3 separate regions of the Homo sapiens genome follow, and regions 1 and 3 are each linked to region 2. A link is a contact called in ENCODE Hi-C or POLR2A ChIA-PET data. All regions are on one chromosome and are shown on one strand. Each heading gives the region's core, a stretch centred on a gene start or an enhancer-like site at or near the end of the contact. The rest is flanking DNA. Distances are from core to core; before and after follow the strand shown. Region 1 overlaps RAB8B (RAB8B, member RAS oncogene family). Region 2 holds the start of TPM1-AS (TPM1 antisense RNA). Region 3 overlaps RAB8B (RAB8B, member RAS oncogene family).

What was found. Hi-C counts contacts between places; a loop is a spot of excess contacts on that map. ChIA-PET counts read pairs that join two places held with the same protein, here RNA polymerase II (POLR2A). Pooled maps may share reads with other maps.
Region 1: a pooled map shows a loop between it and region 2 (3-fold over the local background). The contact joins the enhancer-like site here to the promoter of TPM1-AS in region 2. A Hi-C loop is called at or near these places in 4 of 50 pooled maps. POLR2A ChIA-PET finds 5 or more read pairs at or near these places in 4 of 52 experiments (CD4-positive, alpha-beta T cell, H1, MCF 10A and 1 more).
Region 3: a pooled map shows a loop between it and region 2 (4-fold over the local background). The contact joins the enhancer-like site here to the promoter of TPM1-AS in region 2. A Hi-C loop is called at or near these places in 1 of 37 single-sample maps with no recorded cell type and 5 of 50 pooled maps. POLR2A ChIA-PET finds 5 or more read pairs at or near these places in 1 of 52 experiments (H1).

Annotation. Positions count from the first base shown.
Region 1 is chr15:63,237,575-63,240,274 of GRCh38, forward strand. All of the region lies in intron 1 of RAB8B (RAB8B, member RAS oncogene family), which reads left to right. Among named protein-coding and RNA genes, the nearest start is that of APH1B, 39 kb to the right of the region's middle. Within about 2 kb of position 1,442, at least 4 of the 41 ENCODE cell types and tissues checked have a DNase peak (open chromatin) inside an H3K27ac peak, as active enhancers do.
Region 2 is chr15:63,048,137-63,050,836 of GRCh38, forward strand. TPM1-AS (TPM1 antisense RNA) reads right to left here and starts at 1,251. Exons shown (of 2, transcript NR_147233.2): 1 at 705-1,251; 2 at 1-559. The region is part of intron 2 of TPM1 (tropomyosin 1); the gene reads left to right. RefSeq lists a silencer at 58-717.
Region 3 is chr15:63,211,228-63,213,948 of GRCh38, forward strand. All of the region lies in intron 1 of RAB8B (RAB8B, member RAS oncogene family), which reads left to right. Among named protein-coding and RNA genes, the nearest start is that of RAB8B, 23 kb to the left of the region's middle. Within about 2 kb of position 1,449, at least 13 of the 41 ENCODE cell types and tissues checked have a DNase peak (open chromatin) inside an H3K27ac peak, as active enhancers do.

The DNA of each region.
Region 1 (2,700 bases), core at 192-2,691, 190 kb after region 2:
AGATTATAAGATTTTTTCCTGTAGAGCTGTTTGAGCTCCTTATATATTCTGATTATTAATAGCTTGTCAGATGGGTAGTTTGCAAATATTTTTTCCCATTCTGTGTGTTGTCTCTTCACTTTGCTCATTGTTTCCTTTGCTGTACAGAAGCTTTTTAACTTGATGTGATCCTGTTTGTTCATTTTTGCATTGGTTGACTGTGCTTGCAGGGTATTACTGTAGAAATATTTGCCCAATCCAATGTCCTGGAGAGTTTCCCCAATGTTTTCTTTTAGTAGTTTCATAGTTTGAAGTCTTAGGTTTAAGTCTTTAATCCATTTTGATTTGATTTTTGTATATGGCAAGAGGTGGGGGTCTAGTTTCATTCTTCGGCATACAGATACCCAGTTTTCCCAGCACCATTTATTGAAGAGACTGTCCTTTCCCCCAATGTATGTACTTGGCACCTTTGTCAAAATGAGTTCACTGTAGATATATAGATTTATCTCTGGGTTCTCTGTTCTGTTCCACTGGTATATGTGTCTATTTTTATGCTAGTACCATGCCATTTTGGTTACCATAGCTCTGTAGTATAATTTAAACAAAGGGCTTTTTGACCTGAAGGATAATGTCCTTCAAAAACTATGTTTTTTGAGATTGTATAGTCCTTTTAAATTAAAAAAAAAAAAAAGTTGCTCCCTTACTGCCAGGATGACCTCTGGTTCTTGCTGCTGTTGGTGTGATAGCCCCCTCCTTCTTTCTAGTCTCCAGTCATCTGGGGCTAGGGGATAAGCCAAGTCTTTGGAGTTGTGGGCTGGAGGACTCTCCTAGCAGCTGTGGTCACAGTTCAGCACAGAGATGTTGTGGCAGCTACTTGGGCTGCTCATTGTCCCCTTTTTCTTTCTTATTTTCTAGTTCTTAGCTGAACACTACATGAAATTGCCTTCAGAGAAGTACTACAGTTTCTCATTAAATGTAATAACATTCATGACAGGATAGTAGTGCAGCTCTTTCATATAGATATGAGTATACAGTTTGTCCTTTCATATAGCTATGAATATAAAATTTTATTAATGAGATAGGTTTGAGTATTATATAGAGGATATATAATAGGTATATAATATAGAGGATATTATGATTTTTCTCAATAGCCTTTCTATTCTATTTTTAGCAGCCTATGGATTCTAGGAGTGACCCAGCTCCAGGGATAGGACTTGATTAATCTAAATTTAGAGAATGGATTTAGATTAATCCAATCTTGGTAATTCCCCGTGGCAGTGATTAGTTCAGGAATTCAGCCTTAGCCTGCCAGAACATGACATTCCCATGGTTATAAGTCCAGAAATGAGACATGAAGGAAAACTTGTTGGAGGCTTTGGGGAAATGCTTTCTCACTTTTGAGAGGAAGAGGAAAATAATCTCTTTTCTTCTGGTATTGCTGTTGTGGTCAGGAACTGCTATCAGTCAAGAGTGTGAAATTGATACTCCCTGGAGGGCAGAACCCAGGGAGGTGCAGAGAAATGAGCTGGAGCCCTAGATTGAGCCATCTCTGAACCCCATTCACCACTGGACTTGTTGTAGATGAGTCAACAAATTGCCTTAAGCTAGTTTGATTTGGGGTTTCTGCTATTTGCAGCTGAAAGCATCCTGATTATATTATCATTTTACAGCTAATTATTCTTTTAATCCCTGGAGTAGCATCAGGAAATTATCTTTGCTTTAAATTTTAACATGAATGTTAATCCACTACTGATATTATTGTCAAGCTAATTGTAATGTGTCTTCATTTTCTTATTGGAATAAGATTTCTCAGCATCCTGACTATTGTAACTATAATATATTAAGAAATTTCCGAAGTTTTTTTTTTTTTTTTTTTTGAGACAGAGTCTCACTCTGTTGCCCAGGCTGGAATGCAGTGGTGCAATCTCGGCTCACTGCAACCTCTACCTCCTGGGTTCAAGTGATTCATTTTCCTGCCTTAGCCTCCCCGCTAGCTGGGATTACAGGCACCCACCACCACACCCAGCTAATTTTTTTAGTAGAGTAGGGGTTTTGCCATGTTGGCCAGGCTGGCCAACTCCTGACCTCAGGTGATCTGCCTGCCTTGGCCTCCCAAAGTGCTGGGATTACAGGCGTGAGCCACCGCACCTGGCCAAATTTCCAAAGTTTTTAAAGCCATCTTTACCCTTAGTAGTATATAATATTTACTTAAATATGTAAGAGTACCTACCCTTTAATTTAGTTACTGTACACATGTTTCTGTGCACAACTTAACTGGCAAAGAGAGGATGGAGTCTTCGCATGATCTGAGAGCAATTGCAGGGCACTATGTTAATAAAACCCAATAACACAGGATTAAATCACTGTGCAAAAACCAGGCTTTGAGGCAGAGCTGAGGAGAGAAGAGAGGGAACTACATGGGTGGAATGGCATCCTCAGAGAAGGCTGCAAAGTGAGGTGGTCATGCAGGAGTGCAGGAAAGGAGGTATGGGGCCCACTGAGAGAAGCAAAAGGCCTCATTTGGAGAAACTCTGAGGTTTGCAGTGTCAGGAGAATGGTGCATCTGGTGGGAAAGGCTGTATCACCAGGCTGAAGAAGTTGGCTCCACGGCTTCTTAAATAGTGCAGTGACATTACCACAGGGATTGTTGCAAGTTAGTCTAGAAGTGACATGTAGGGGAATTAGACCAGGGAGAGATGTTGGCACAGTATCCTGGAAAGC
Region 2 (2,700 bases), core at 1-2,500:
AGCAGGAGTCGCTATTGCCCTTAGCAGCCAGCTCCGTTACCCCGGGTCACCACCGCGCCGCGGAGGGGCCCTAGAAGTGGAAGCCAGAGCCCTAGTGCAGTGGCCTCCCGGAGCGCCCAGCTCACCAGGTACCCCCGCAGCGCGCCGGGAGCGCCTTTCTCCCCGCCGCCGCGAGCATGCGCAGTGCCCCCAGCCAGTCCCGGGATCCACGGCGCGCGCCCCTCCCAGCCGCGCGCGCCCGCCTGCGGTTTGTCTGCGCAGCCCTGGAGGCTGCGACTTCCGGACTGCTCCTGGCCGCAGGGGGCGCCGCCATCGCACAGAGAGGCCTGGGCGGGGCGGACCGGCGCTGGGCAGCCAGGACAGCCGCGGCAGCCGGGTCCGCAGGGCAGCAGCCGGCCTCTCCCACTGCAGCCCTCCCGCCCGCCTACCGTCCGGCGCGATGGCGGGGAGTAGCTCGCTGGAGGCGGTGCGCAGGAAGATCCGGAGCCTGCAGGAGCAGGCGGACGCCGCTGAGGAGCGCGCGGGCACCCTGCAGCGCGAGCTGGACCACGAGAGGAAGCTGAGGGAGACCGTAAGGGATACACCCATCACCCCGCAGCCCCCAGAGGCGCATCCTCCCGGGGCAGCCCCGCAGGGCCCTCCTGCTTCCCCCCCCGCAGGCCCCGGTCCCTCGTCCCCACGCCTCCAGGGCGCACCTGGCGCACCTGGGCCAGCTGGCGGCGGGCTCTGGGGAGGGGCCCGGCCTGTTCTCCTGAGCCTTTGTTTTCCATCTCGCTGATCCAAAGTAAACGCTCCCAGGGGAAACGGGTGGTGTTGAGAAGGTTCTGGAAGGAGCATTTTCCCAGGAAGGGTCTGTTTCTGGGGTGGTGGCTTTCAGTCGTGTCTGTGCGTCCCCGGGAGGTGCACTTTGCGCTGCTGGCTTGCTTTACTCTGAGAGTGGAGAGGGAGGAGGTCCTTCCTCTTGGAGATCCGTACTTTGAGAAGGGGCGCCGACAGGTCAAGTGGGAGAGGCACTGTGGACTTGGGGCCCGGGGATGCTACACTCCGCCGTTCCCGTCGACCCTGTGGTTTCCCGGCGGCCTGTGTCTCCGAGGCGGTAGACAGACATTGACAGCTTGACAGCGCCGCGTTCTGCTGGAAGAGCTAAACTATAGTGCAAAACCCTTAACCCGTCCCTTTTTTCAGCAGTCCTCCTCCCCTTTTCTCTCATACAGATAGATAATGCTTTGTTACCAAGTCTTGGAAAAAGTTGGCGAAATGTCAACAGTTATTGGGTGTATTCTCTTGCGGGCTTCCCCTCCCCCTTGTTAAATGTAATACCTGGCTTCCTTCCTTTCTTCTAAGGCAAATGTATCCAGCAAACACGAACAGGATTTCAGAGGTAGTCTAGTATTGGATATTTGTCGATTTTGTGTGTGTGTGTTTTTAATGAAGATACTGAAACAAACACCTTGGGAGTTTTATGACAATTGATAGTATGATGTCCTGCTGTGCTTAATATACGGGGTTGTTCTGAGTTGAGTAAATCGTTCTAGTTAAGTGTTTGTAAATGGCTGTATGGCTGGCCACAGAAACTTCAAGACCTGAAATGGTCCTCTTCAGAGGAAAGCTCAACTAGAGAAAGTTTCAGATAAAATACAAGCAGGAATAAGGAAATTAATAGGCAAAAGATAATTCTCAGTATTTGCTTTATAGGACGAGTCAGCAAAAGTCCTGTGGATATCCCTGAACTTGGCTGGGTGGTAAACTAATTCCGACTCCCTTACTCGCTAGTAGCTGTCCTTGAACCATTAGAACTATATAGAATATGATGGATAAAAACAAGAACTTTGGACCCAGACTGTCAGAACTTGAATCCTGTCTCCACTACTTACTAGCAGTGGGCAAGTTACTTAATCTCTGTGTTTCAGTTCCCTGTGTGTAAAGTGTGGATAGTAACAGCATCTACCTGTCGGTTAAAGGAGTTACTATGTAAAGACAGTACACTGATGCTTGGCGCAAAAGGGTAAGTGCTGTGTGCCCGCTGTCATTAAAACTGCACAGCCCTGGCAGCCCAGTGCTCCTTCACCTTCAGTTCCCCACCCAGCAAGAGGTCTTAAAGATGGCCTGCTCATTTCATGACATCATAAAACACTTCATTTACTGCTTTTAATCAACATTTGTTGGGGCGGGGGGCTTGAATGAAGAGGAAGTGGGCGGGCTGGTAGGCATGTTTGATGGGTTAAAGTGGTATCAGTGGTAGAAGTCTGAGGTCTCCTCACCCTGCTAAGAAAGAGTATGTGTGACCCTATGCAGGAGAGCCTTGTATTGGCTCCTGGCCTAGTGATTGATGTTAGACACAAAAGATAAATTTTATGAAGGGCACATTATTACTTTTATTCTTACCTTCTCTTTTGCACGTCGTTTTTATAACAGAACTCTTCCTGTGCCAGTTGGCTAAAGATAGTACTTTCGTTCTTTTCACGGCTTTATATCAAAAGTAGTTTAAGTAGTTTCAATTTTTTTAAGTAATCTTTGCAAACAATCTACCTGGGTGATTGATTGAACACAGAACCTTTTAAGACAGCAACTTGAAGACTGGATCAGACCATTGAAGAGAGACTTTCAGGCTGCAAGTTGTTCCTAACTTCTGAAATTGGAACTTAAATGTAGCTGACTTAGGTATTTAGATGTAGCTTGGGCTGTGAGTTAAGCTAGCAG
Region 3 (2,721 bases), core at 199-2,698, 160 kb after region 2:
AAATAGTAGAATATCCTTTGTAGATCGGAAGTATAGAAATTACTGAGAATACTGGGAAATGCTTCACAGATGTTCCTGAAACTACAGCCAGATTGAGTGAATTCTTGTCCCTTTCTGAGTTGGGAGGTTGGGAGATTATTGTCTCACGTACTGTGATATTATAACTGTGTTCTACCCCAGACTATATGTGTTCACCATCTCTCTCATTGAGATTCTGGTTTAACCCTATTATATCCTTAACTTTGATGGCCATTAGAATAGGAAAGAATGTTTACGCAAGACTTTAGAGAGAGCCATAGTTTGATATTTCCTTTATAAAGCTTCCTGATACTGTGTTTAGTATTTACTTTCTTTAAATGTATCTTCTTAAAAGTACAGGTAGTGTGGTAGAGTTCAAAATTAACTTCCAGTTAAATCCAGTCATAGTTTTGGTGGATTTTTTTTGCCAAGCACCGCATTTTTCTTAGTATTGTCATATATTGACTGACACTAGTCAATTGCAACTAGTGACTGGTCATGATAGATATTGATAGACATCTCATAACTGTCATGGCTGAAGGGGAGTTGCCCCTAGTTGATCATTCAACAACATGAAGAGCCCTGTGTTTTTTTCTTTTTTTTAGAGACAGGATTTCACTCTGTCATTTAGGCTGGAGTGCAGTGGCGCAATCATGGCTCACTGCAGCCTCAACTTCCCAGGCTCAGGTGATTCTCCCACCTCAGCTTCCCAAGTAGCTGGGACTACAGGTGTGTCCCACCATGCCCAGCTCATTTTATTTAATTTTTTAAGAGAGGGAGTCTCTCTATGTTGCCTGGGCTGGTCTTGAACTCCTGGGCTCAAGCAGTCCTCCTGCCTCAGCATCCCAAAGCGCTGGGATTACAGTCATGAGCCACAGTGCCTGGCCTAAAAGCCCCATCTTCCTACACAGTGCGTTGTAGTCTTTCCTCCTGAATTGATGTAGAGGCATCCTTGATGTATAACAAGCAGAGCATGCTGAACTAGTTCGCAGCAAAAAACAAACAACGAAAACTTGATATCCAGGTTGTTCTTGGATAGGTCACCATGTTTATCATTTTTAAACATCCGGGGTTGTGAGATAAAGTTGTTAAGGGAGGGATTGCACCAGCACATTTTTCTGTTTCAGTTCATGTTCATCTGACTCATATTTATTCTAGTCTAACCTCATTTTGCGTGAAAATTTTTGTACTAGAAAATGTCACTTTCAATTAGGGGAGGGGAAATTCTGATTGGGGATCAGAAGAGTCAAGATGTATTAGTGATAATTTGGCATCACTTTTGATTCAAGGTAAAAACACAGAATCCCTAAAAATGTAGTAAAGTAAAAAGTGATTCATATAACTAGATAGGGGAAAGGAAATGTCACTGCTGAGCTTTACTGTGGGAAGAGGGGGAGGTGAAGGAAATTATTACAAAATTTTTGTACGTGATGAGGAGACAGCCTCTGGACTTCCCCAAATATTTCCGTATTCCCTAAAACAGCTCTAGTGAATTGCTTCATGATTGGTGTATGAATAGAAAGACACTAGAACTCTTAAACTTGATCTTGAAAGGCCCGTCTTTGTATATAATCATCCACAGATGTCCGTATGTGATTATATATTCCCATAGTGAGGCAATGATAAATGTAAATGAGAACCATGATATAATTTTGCCTTGCTTGCATGCACATTTTCAGAATAGAATTAAAAGCACATGCCACTGTCAGTAGTTAACTATGAGGTTTGTCTTAGTTTTTTATAAGGCTTTGGCAGAGGCCTAAAGCATGTTTTAGTGTCTAAGTCTTCCCTCCCTCCCTCTCTTCCTCCCTTCTTTCCTCCCTTCCTTCCCTCTTTGGAATCAAAAAGGAACTCTCTAGGTTCTGACTATTCTCTTTTCAGAACTAGGGACAATTTCAGCTTGTACACAGATTAATTTTCATTTTTTGGCTTCTCTGCTGGTACCTGAAATTGTAACTAAGTTATTACTAGATAATTCCTTTCTGACTTCTTCCTTCAAATAAAATCTGATAAGGACAAATGTCTTCTAGGTACTATTTCAGGTGGATATGTTTGGAGGGGGACGTGGGGCAAAGCAGAGGATAGGCTAGGGGTGCTGTTATAATGTAACTTAGGTCAGTTGATTGGTGCTTAGTAAATCATGGTTTTCTGTATAGTGCCAAATGCTCAGAAAATCTGTACTGGATAAAGAATTTCTTGTTCAAGTCTATTTAGTTACTGTACTTATGCCTAAAACTGGAATGTGCTCCTCTTTTAAATTCAGTAGGCTGTGCATTTATGACTATAGATGATACCACTTTCATTTTTAAAATAATGATAAAAGCTTAAGTTGTAAATTTAAGTTGTAATATGGACACTTAAAAAAAAACCCAAAACAAAACAATCTTCCTTCTGGTTATGGGGAATTCCTACATGAGTTCTTTCCAACTGCTTTTGTTTATATGAGTGTTGAAACTTAAAATGAGTAAATTCTGTCTTCCAAATAATTTTCTACATTTTCCATTTATTTCCATCGCTTATATCTGCTCTCAAGAACAAAACAAAAGTGGTTTCCAGGCCAGGCGCGGTGGCTCACGCCTGTAATCCCAGCACTTTGGGAGGCAGAGGCGGGCAGATCACGAGGTCAGGAGTTCGAGACCAGCCTGGGCAACATGGTGAAACCCCTACTCTAATAAAAATACAAAAATTAGCTGGGCGTTGTGG